Linked DNA regions of Homo sapiens: region 1 is linked to region 2. Evidence: read pairs that join two places in POLR2A ChIA-PET (ENCODE). Cell type or tissue: HepG2. All regions are shown on one strand. Links, peaks and the distances in the headings refer to the core of each region. The heading gives the core; the rest is flanking DNA. Region 1 overlaps INTS6 (integrator complex subunit 6). Region 2 has its middle 32 kb from the start of MIR4703.

Evidence for each region. Peaks named below come from ENCODE experiments on the same cell type or tissue, not always from the same donor. Only the 100,000 strongest peaks of a DNase experiment are listed, where the experiment ranks them.
Region 1: POLR2A ChIA-PET joins it to region 2 with 5 read pairs; 20 of 35 experiments call an interaction of 5 or more read pairs at or near these places.

What each region holds. Positions count from the first base shown.
Region 1 is chr13:51,442,840-51,448,229 of GRCh38, forward strand. All of the region lies in intron 3 of INTS6 (integrator complex subunit 6), which reads right to left. Among named protein-coding and RNA genes, the nearest start is that of INTS6, 7.5 kb to the right of the region's middle. In HepG2, for the core only: a CTCF peak has its summit at 2,283 (motif pointing right); no DNase peak of the experiment used is centred there.
Region 2 is chr13:51,517,530-51,522,919 of GRCh38, forward strand. No RefSeq gene overlaps it. Among named protein-coding and RNA genes, the nearest start is that of MIR4703, 32 kb to the right of the region's middle. In HepG2, for the core only: no CTCF peak of the experiment used is centred there; DNase peaks (open chromatin) are centred at 2,592 and 3,132.

The sequences.
Region 1 (5,390 bases), core at 253-5,252, 75 kb before region 2:
CAGCCTGGTGCCAAAGAGGCTGGGGACCGCTGCCCTAAATTCATTTACTTTCTGCCAAACAAAGGGAGGAAGGAATCCAACTAAAGCTAATTTTGTAACAAACAGTATTTAGATAGAATGTTACAAGAAAGACTAAATGTAACAGAGACAAAATGAAAAGCTTAGCTTTCAAACAAGAACTGAAAGAAATCATACTGCATTACAGAACTATACACAAAACTGAAGAAAGCAACTCAGATCCACTGCTTATACATTTAAATAAAATGTTATTAAATAATATACAAATCCTTAATAAAATCTCCATAACTGTTCTATCACCAATTACAATTTTTAAAAATATTTCATAAATGTGAAGAAATTAAGCCTCTGAACCTTTCTATGCCTTTTCTTCACCTACAAAATGAGGAAAATTGAGTAAACTTCTAAAATCACTTCCATTCTAAAGCCCTATGAAAATAATAATAAAACACAGAAAGTTTAATGAAAACTTGTCAGTAGATGCAAATGTTCAATTTTTTTAAGAGTGTATATTTTAAAATTCACTAAGCTTCACACTTCAGATTTGTTTATTTAAGTTACATCTCAATAAAAATGTTAGAGATCAGAAAATACAAACCAAAACAAAATTTTTTAAAAATTTAGTATTTTGTTTAAAGTCTGGCAACCATGGTAAACTTTTATAGACTAATAGTAAGACTAAACAAAAATAAAGTTTATATAAGGAAATTACTTTTTTAAGCTGAGTACAATGGCAAGAGCCTGCAGTCCCAGCTACTCCGAAGGCGTGGTGGAAAGACTGCTTGAGCCCAGGAGTTCAAGACCAGCCTGGGTAACACAGAGAGACTTTGTATCTAAACATTTTTAAAATTAAAAAGCCCCAAAAAACAAGAAAAGTCCACCAAGACTAATTTAATTGTAGAGTATAAATCTGAGTCAAGGTTATTATGGCCAAAAATCATTTTATATATTTGAGAAACATTTCAAGCTATAAAATACTATATAATCTCTTTGTAGAAATCTATGACATGAACATGACTAAATAAACAATCCTTTTAACTAATTTTGACCACAAATGACCTTAATTCAAAATACACAAATAAGTCCAATGATGTCAAATATTAGATTTGTTCCTGATCTTTTAATTTCCAGCTGTATATAATACATAATTATCGATATTCTCCTATATCGAAAGAAAGTAAAATGCTCTTTAAAGTAGAATATATTATTTGGTTTTTTGTTTGTTTTTGTTTTGTTTTGTTTTTTTGAGACAGCCTATTGCCCAAGTTGGAGTGCAGTGGCACCATCTCAGCTCACTGCAACCTCCACCTCCGGGGTTCAAGCAATCCTCCAACCAGGACTCCAGGAGTCCTGAGTAGCTAGGACTACAGGCACATGCCACCACCCCCCAGCTAATTTTTTTTTTTTTTTTTTTTTTTTTTTTTTTTAGTAGAGATGGGGTTTCACCACATTGTCTAGGCTGGTCTCAAACTCCTGACCTCAAGTGATCCACCTGCTTTAGCCTCCCAAAGTGTTGGGATTACAGGTGTGAGCCATGGCACCCGGCCTATTTTTGACTTTTGTATTTAAGATTTGTTTTGAACAATTTCTAATTAAGAATGCAATAATGGCCAGGGGCGGTGGCTCACGCCTGTAAATCCCAGCACTTTGGGAGGCCGAGGTGGGCGGATCACCTGAGGTCAGGAGTTTCAGACCAGCCTGGCCAACATGGCGAAACCCCGTCTCTACCAAAAATACAAAAATTAGCCGAGGGTGGTGGCGGGAGCCTGTAATCCCAGCTACTCAGGAGGCTGAAGCAGGAGAATGGCTTGAACCCGGGAGGCAGAGGTTGCAGTGAGCCAAGATCACGCCATTGCACTCCAGCCTGGGCAACAAGAGTGAAACTCTATCCCAAAAAAAAAAAGAATGCAATAACATCCTTAGGATAGTGTTTTTCATTTTTCTTTTTTTTTTTTTTTTCAGATCATGACTGGAGAATTTTTTCTTTTAGAAAACAGTTTTAGAGTATAAAATTCTGAAGAAATATTTTGCAAATGTTTTAAAAGAAAATAAAATCTGGGTTTGGGGATATTCCTTCTCATTTAAATTATACCACCATTAAATTAATGCTCTATAGGAAATAAATCATATCCATTTTGTACTACTTTGAGCTCAGTTAAATCTTATTAAACTATCCCTTGATTTACCCAACATATGTGCTCCTAAAAGGTTCCCTGCAAATCAAACTTGTGTAAATCTCATCTAAAACGCACTAGGGGGAGCTCCCTATTTGAAAGAATCCTAAGGCATGTGCTTTTTTCACATAAGTATTCTTGCAAAAGAATGACTTTCTGACTTATCTGCTAAATTATTTAAATTGTTTTAACACTTCTTTAAAAACATCATCCTATGCTTATTAAATGCCACTGAGACAACTTTGGCCAAGTTATATTAATTTTCTTTCACACCTGCTTTTCTGGGATACAATACAAAGCCCAAAGAAAAACATATACTTCGTGATACTAATAGATGTTTAAAGCATGTAATAATCAGCTTTGAAGATTTTTATAATTTTAATTTCAAAATTAAAGCTGAAAAAAATAGAAAACTAGAGGTAAACATACTAATCTTTTGGAGGAAAAGGATGCTTTTGTCTAGTGAGACATCCTAATAAGGTACATTTTAAATATATCATCCCATTTAAACCTCTCAACAATTCTATATTAAAGGTACAATGGCTTCATTATTGCCAACTTGGAATAAGAAGTAGCAGAGGCTCAAAATAGTAATGTGAATGCTCAATGTTACATAATAATTCAATGGCGAGGCCAAGATTGGGATTCCAATTCTCACATTTCTAGCCACTGCTCTTCTTTTACACAATAAAGATGGGGAAAAAACATTTAAGCAAGTTTGACAGGAGAGTGCCCTCTCCACCAACAAAAATTATTGAGGCTCAAAAGTTCAGGGATTTGCAGAGACCATTCAAATGGGAAAGGGCAAGTCTCTTCAACATGGTGGTGGAAAAACTGGATATCCACATGCAAAAGAATGAAGTTGGACCCTTACCTTATACCATATACAAAAATTAATTCAAAATAGATTAAAGATCTAAACAGAAGATCTAAAGCTATAAAACTCTTAAAACACAGGAGAAAAGCTTCAGTGACATTGGATTTAGCAATGATTTTGTGGATGACACCAAAGGCACAGGCAATAAAAGTAAAAATATGTAACTGGACCATACAAAAATAAAAATTTTGTGCACTGAAGAAACAACAGAGTATAAAAGCAAACTACATAATGGGAGAAAATATTTGCAAATCATTTATCTGATAAGGGATTAATATCCAGAAAATATAAAGAAATCCTAAAGCTCAACAACAAAAAACAATTTTAAAACGGGCAAAGGACTTGAATGAACATTTCTCGAAAGACAGTGTACAAATGGCCAACAAGCGTATGTTGATGCTTAACATAAATAATTATTAGGAAAATGTAAATAAAAACCACAATGAGATACGACCTCACACCCAATAGGATGGCTAATGTCAAAGTAAAACAGAAAATTGTGTTAGTGAAGATATAAAGAAAGTGTAACCCTCGTGCACTGTTGGTAGGAACGTAAAATGGTACAACTGCTATGAAAAACAGTATGGTACTTCCTCAAAAAATTTAAAATGGAATTACAATATGATCCTGTCATTTCATTTCAGGGTATATATCCAAAAGAACTGGAAGCAGGATCTCAAAAAGTTACTTACACAACCATGTTCATTGCAGCATTATTCACAACAGCCAAGAAGTGGAAGCAACCCAAGTGACTATCAATGGATATGTGGATAAGCAAAATGTGGTACATACAATAGAGTATTATTCAGCCTTAAAAAGGATGAAAAAATCCTGACATGCTAAAATATAAATGAATGTTGAGAACATTATGCTAAGTGAAATGAGCCCATCTAAAAAGGCAAATACTGTATGATTTCACTTAACTGTGATATCCAGAGTAGACAAATTCATAAAAACAGAAAGTAGAATAGAGGTTTCCAGGGACTGGGAGTTACTTGATATAGAGTTTCAATTTTGCAAGATAAAAAAGTTCTGGATATTGGTTGCACAGCAATATGAATATACTTAACACTACTGAACTGCACACTTAAAGATGGTTAAGATGGTAAATTTTGTTAGGTGTTTCTTACCACAATTTAAAAAAAAATTTTAATTAAAGGAATTAAAAAATTTACAAAATACTATTCATCATTGTGTTTCCAGTTTATATTCAACACAGCAGTATTTCAGGTATAGTAATTAACTTACTTTCATTTGAAAAGATGTCTATAGCTTAATAAATATCAAACTCTTATTCATACATTTGTTGATAATCTAAGAGAAACCAAGCACCCAAATGGAAATGGAGTTCTCACTACTTCACCTGCCAGCCTTCAAAAAGAAGCCTGTATTTCACACTACCTATTAAATGGGTACTATTTAGGTAAAGGGAAAAAAAAGTAGTATTAGAACTATAACTGTATTATCTCCTAAGTTTACAAAATAGACCTTTATGCTCAAAAATAAAATTGGTTAAAATTCTTTTCCCTGAGAATCATTAAATTTGATATTGTACGAAAGCCACCATTTTTCAATGAGGTAAACATTCACCATAGAAAATCCTCAAAAAATTAAGCACATATTTTATCTCCTTTTAAGATATCTGTCAAGGATTGTCTTCACCAAGGGCACATAGTAGGAAAGGTGCCATTCTAACTCCTGGAACAATTTAATCAGTACTAACATACTTCAGGTAGCAGGGGTGTGGAATCAGGTCAGTAACAAAAACGGACTTGCAGGCCAGAGTAAAGATATATTGGCTAATCTTAACTAACATAATTTACTGAAAAAAAAAAAAAAAAAAAAAAAAGACAATGTTGAAAATATCGGGCCGGGTGCTGTGGCTCACGCCTGTAATCCTAGCACTTTGGGAGGCCAAGGTGGGCAGATCACCTGAGTTCAGGAGTTCGAGACCAGCCTGACCAACATAGAGAAACCCAGTCTCTACTAAAAATACAAAATTAACCAGGCATGGTGGCTCAAGCCTGTAATCCCAGCTGCTCAGGAGGCTGAAGCATGAGAATGGCTTGAACCCAGGAGGAGGAGGCTGCGGTGAGCCGAGATCGCGCCACTGCACTCCAGCCTCGGCAACAAGAGAGAAACTCTGTCTCAAAAAAAATATACATATATATTGATGGAAAACAGGATGACCTGTAACAATAAGAAAATTAACTCATCTACATATAAAACTTTAATCAGACCTCTCACATTTTATACATTTCCTAATTTTAGATATTAAGGCTGCTTCAGACTTTCAGCAGGTCTCAAAGGATCAGCATTAT
Region 2 (5,390 bases), core at 172-5,171:
CAGGAGATCGAGACCATCCTGGCTAACACAGTGAAACCCTGTCTCTACTAAAAATGCAAAAAAATTAGCCAGGCGTGGTGGCGGGTGCCTGTAGTCCCAGCTACTTGGGAGGCTGAGGCAAGAGAATGGCATGAACCTGGGAGGTGGAGCTTGCAGTGAGCCAAGATTGCACCACTGCACCTCCAGCCTGGGTGACAGAACGAGACTCAGTCTCAAAAAAAAAAAAAAAGTCTCAAGTTTTGTTTTACCTCAGCTTTTCAATTGAAGTAATATAACTACTTGCTATGGAGAATCAATTTAAACCATAAAAACACATACACATAGGTCAAAAATAAAAGCTGGACTTTTACAGAATTGATCCATATGTGTTCTCTGTGCATTTCCTCCTATAGCTAACTTTCTAGTGCCATCATTTTTACCAATGTCTTTAAACCTTGTGGAGTTGCTTCCAAGATCATGCTGGGCTCCCATCAAACCTATGATACCAAAATCTCTGGGGATTGGGCCTAGGTATATGTATTTTAAATCCACCCTTCCATCCCCAGGTAATTCTAACATGCAGTTAGGTTCAGAATCAGAGGACTTAAAGATGACCTTTCCAAATCGGAAATTTAAAAGCAAACAAAACCTCATTTTAAAGAAATACAAAAGTTATAGTCAACATTCAGGTGACTACTTTCAATTTTGATTTCTTGGGATATAGAAATGAGTGGCAGATGTGTTCACAGTACTACAATCCAAGGCATGATTTTGTGCTGTCCTTGGAAAGCACCAAACTAAAGAAGATCCTACAGAACATAGATGATCCCATCCCGGACCATATCCTCAAGTGACCGGCTCCTGTGTCCACGTGGCCTTGCCAAAAGGCAGCTAGACGTTCTCAGGGATTTCCCAGAAGGCAAATATTCCTTTCCTCATAAAATTTGCGTATGGTGCTCAGAATGCTCTATGTATCCCAGAATTTCTATTATTTTGATTTCTAGCCATTTTCAGAAGCCCAGATGCTCCCCTCAGGCACATAAAATTCTGTAGCCGCCAGGATCCACATAGCAGAGTGGAGGGACACAGCAGAGCTTGGAGTAGGTGCAGGAGGAACAGAGCCCACCATAAATTGTTCTCTGAGTTCCAGCCAGATGCAATGGGGTCTGCCCCTCAATCTGCCTTTTTCTCCAAAATGAGTGCATTGTAATCCATCTTGGCCCTTCCCTTTTCTCTGCTTTGTGGGTTATATGTTATTTTTCCTCACTTCACAAAAACAGGCCATTGTCACAATTTAATATTAATTTAGAAGGAAGCTGACCCGACAAATTTGAGAAAACCAAGTCCCAGAGAGGATAAATGACTTGCCCACGGTCACGTAACTTGATGATGCCAAGCTGATTTCCTGCCTCGAAAGCCACTTTTCATTATTATGAGGAAATGCATATGATTAACCCACAGTCTGGAGGGCATGTGTTTTAGGTTGTTCTCATAGCAGGGACGATTGGCAGTGACTTCATCCACACCCTCCTACCCAGCCATCCTGAACGGGTGACACACAGCTGAGACATCTGCTGTGGAGTAGGAAGGCTTCACACTGGGGCATGCTGGAGGGACACTTGAGAGATACAGAACCTGTGGTGCTGTCCTTGTTAACAGCACACATTCTTAAGATTAGAGCATCTTAGAGGGAAAGGAGAAGGGAGATTCATTTGTGTCTCCAACCTACCCTAGGTTGCATGTTAAACCACTCACCACAACATGCAGAGTGGGAGGTAAATAATTCAGTGTATACAGGTTCTGCATATATGTCATCAACGATTGATATGTTTCTGTATTCAGGTGGTTGTCAATATATGAATGAGATATAGCCTATATTACTCCAAAGAATTTAGTATTTAAAATTCTATATTCATTTTTGTTAGAGAAGATATTACTGCACAAAGGCCTACTTAGCCCCATATTACTGGATGTGACACTGATGGTTTCAGGAAACTTAACTGCTGAGGACTGAATTATGTCCCCCATCCCAAAATTCTACAGGTTGAAGCCCTAACCCCCTATGTGATGATATTTGGAGATGGGGCCTTTGGGAGGTAATTAGGGTTAGATGATATCATGAAGTACAGTCCTCCTGATGGGCTTAATGCCCTTCTAAGAAGAGACATCATAGAATTTGCTCTCTCTCCCCCATGTGAGGACACAGGGGGAAAGTGGCCAACTGCAACCTGGAAGAGGCCCTCCCTAGTACCCACCCAGGCTGACACTGTGATCTCAGACTTCCAGCCTCCGGAACTGTGGGATAATACATTTCTGCTGTTTAAGCCACTCAGTTTGTGGTGTTTTTTTTTTTTTTTTTTTTTTGCCTAAGCAGACTAATCCACCAACCTCCAAGAACCATACTAATTCTGTTGGCACACAGCATGGGTACTAGGAACACCAGATGCTCTTTGCTCTGGGCTGCCAAATGTCCAGCTTTGGAGGGAAGTCAAGGATCCAAAACAGTAGCATAAGTTCTAATGCTAGCTCTGGAAGCTATTCCTATGCAAGGTATCCAGAAATTAGGCATGTCATAGATAAACATAAAAGTACAATTGCACAACGATGTATGCATTCACTCATCCAACAAATATTTATTGAGCGTCAGCTATGTGGCAGGCACATAGGTGCTGGGGATATAGTAGTGAACAGAACAGACTCAAATCCCTGTCTGTTGGGGAGGACAGACAATCCATGAAATAAATAAGTAAAATATATAATCTACTAGACAGTGACAAGTGCTAAGGAGAAAAATTAAGCTGCAAGGGTCCTAAGGGATACTGGTGGTGATGTTAAATAGAGAGGTTAGGGAAAGTCTTATTAAATAGGTGCTGGGTGAGGTGAGCTAGGGAGCTGTCTGTATATCACCAAAAGAACATTCCAGAATGAACACAAAAGCAAAGGGCATGAGGTGTGCTGGGAAAATATCAAAAAGGCATGTGTGGCAAAAAAGACACGAAAGGAAGTAAGAGAGGGCAGGGGGTGGCATAGATCATGCAGCATTCATACCATTCCATCGACTCCCCTTCTCTGAGCAGAGCTGCAGCACGATCTGCTCCACATTTCAACACAGTCTCTCAGGCTGCTGGGTGTGCAGGGTTGCTCAAGTAAAGGCAACTTTGAAATGTGTGCTGTGTGGGTGTCCTAGGGCTGCCAAAACAAACTGCCACAAGCTGGTGGCTTAAAACAACAGAAATGTATGAGCTCATATTTCTGGAGGCTGCAAGTCTGAAATCCAGGTGTCTGCAGGGCTGATTTCTTCTGGAGCCTCTGCCTGAGAATCTGCTCCATGCCTCTCTCCCAGGTTCTGGTGGCGGCTGGCAATCCTTGGCTTGTGGCTACATCGTTCCAAGCTCTGCCTCCATCTTCATATAGCCTTTTTTTTTCCCCCTGTGTGTGTTTCTGTATCTCTGGGTCTCAATCTCCCACTCCTCTCTCTTATAAAGACACCAGTCATTGGATTTAAAGCCCATCCTAATCCAGTGTGACCTCATCTTAATTAATTATATCTGCAAAGGTGATATTTCCCAATAAGGTGACACTGAAAGTTCTGGATGAGCATGAATTTTGGGGGGAACACTATTCAATTCATTACTTATCACTAAAATACAGCCTTTAGGTTTATAAACTGAAAAAAATAGCCTTTAAAAATAATCAGTACTAAATTTTAGTCTGTTCCTGCAGTTTATAGGAAGGTAAATACCATATGAAATCAGGGTTGGCCTCTTAGCAAGTTAGAATTGGCTGAAAACAAAGTATAATAAAGAAGGCCAGAGTCCAGGGACTCTAAGGGACTAATCTGGCTTTTTTTTTTTTTCAAAGTAATAGTGAACATATATGAATATTTGAAAAGAAAACAAAAAGATATTTTCACAAAACTTTCAGTAATGATGACTTTGGTCCTGTCCTTAGTGAATGGCCTTGACTCTGGCCAGGTCGTTCAGTAGATCTGTGCCTGGGGTCTCCAGTATACAGTCAGGGTAAATTGTTCCAATCCTTTACCAGTGACTTTTTAAAAGGGAACATGTTTGTGCTCCATGAAACAAAAATGTGAAATAAATTCAACGTCTACAAATAATAATCATCAAACCTGAATTCTTATACTGGCACATCTCTTCCCCAAACTCACCCCTTGGGCACTTCTCTCTACAATGTCTTCCAAGGCCAGGTCACCAAACTCCAGGCAGAAGTCTCTGGAGAGAAGATCACCAAGGACAGCATGGGTTACTGCTTCTTTTTCCTGTCCAGTTTGCTGTGGACAGCCATGCTCCCCTAATGGCATTGTCTGAACATGTTTTTATACGGCTGTGCGCCCCTCAGAATAATGTCCTTCTGGGGAGGTTATTTCACCCCCAACGCCTGACCTTGTCAAAGGCCTGCCCCTCAGCCCTCGTACGCTAATGCTGCCCACCTGATGATACCCAAGTATGCTCCTGCCCCCTTCCCATTTGCTGATGTGGCATATAGAGCTTTAGCTGGATCACACATGAAATCAAATTGCCTGCAGGACAGCTTCATGTACAGTCCACAGTATGTTGAGAGAGAGGCATCCCACCAAAGCCTCCAGCGCAGCACCCGTGGAGACCAGCAGTACAGATATCCTTCATTGCCCTTCTCCCCCTAGGCTACCACCCCCAGGACCTGTGCTCATATTTTGGCACGTTAATACTAAGCCCGGAGATACTGAAAGCATTTATTTTTTTGCATACCTTTTCATTAAAGTTCAGTCTTTTTTGCCTTTCTTTTTGGTTTCCCACTTTTTCATTTAAATGGTAGCATATTAAATACACTATTGTACACCCTGCTTTTTATATAACTGTATTGATGTATATTTTGCATATCATATAATTTACCCATCTCAAGTGTGTACAGTTGAACGATTTATTTATTTATTTTGAGATGGAGTCTTGCTCTGTCGCCAGGCTGGAGTGCAGTGGCATAATCTCTGCTCACTGCAACCTCCACCTCCCGGATTCAAGTGATTCCCCTGCCTTAGCCTCCCAAGTAGCTGGGGCTACAGGAACATACCACCATGCTTGGCTAATTTTTTGTATTTTAGTAGAGACGGGGTTTCACCATGTTGACCAGGATGGTCTCAATCTCCTGACCTCGTGATCTGCCCACCTCAGCCTCCCAAAGTGCTGGGATTACAGGCATGAGCCACCACACCCGGCCTTCACTTATTATTATTATTATTATTATTTTGAAATAAGTCTTGCTCTGTCACCCAGGCTGGAGTGCAGCGACACGATCTCGGCTCACTGCAACCTCTGCCTCCCAGGTTCAAGCAATTCTCATGCCTCAGCCTCCTGAGTAGCTGGGATTACAGGCACATGCCACCACACACCTGGCTAATTTTTGTTTTGTGCTTT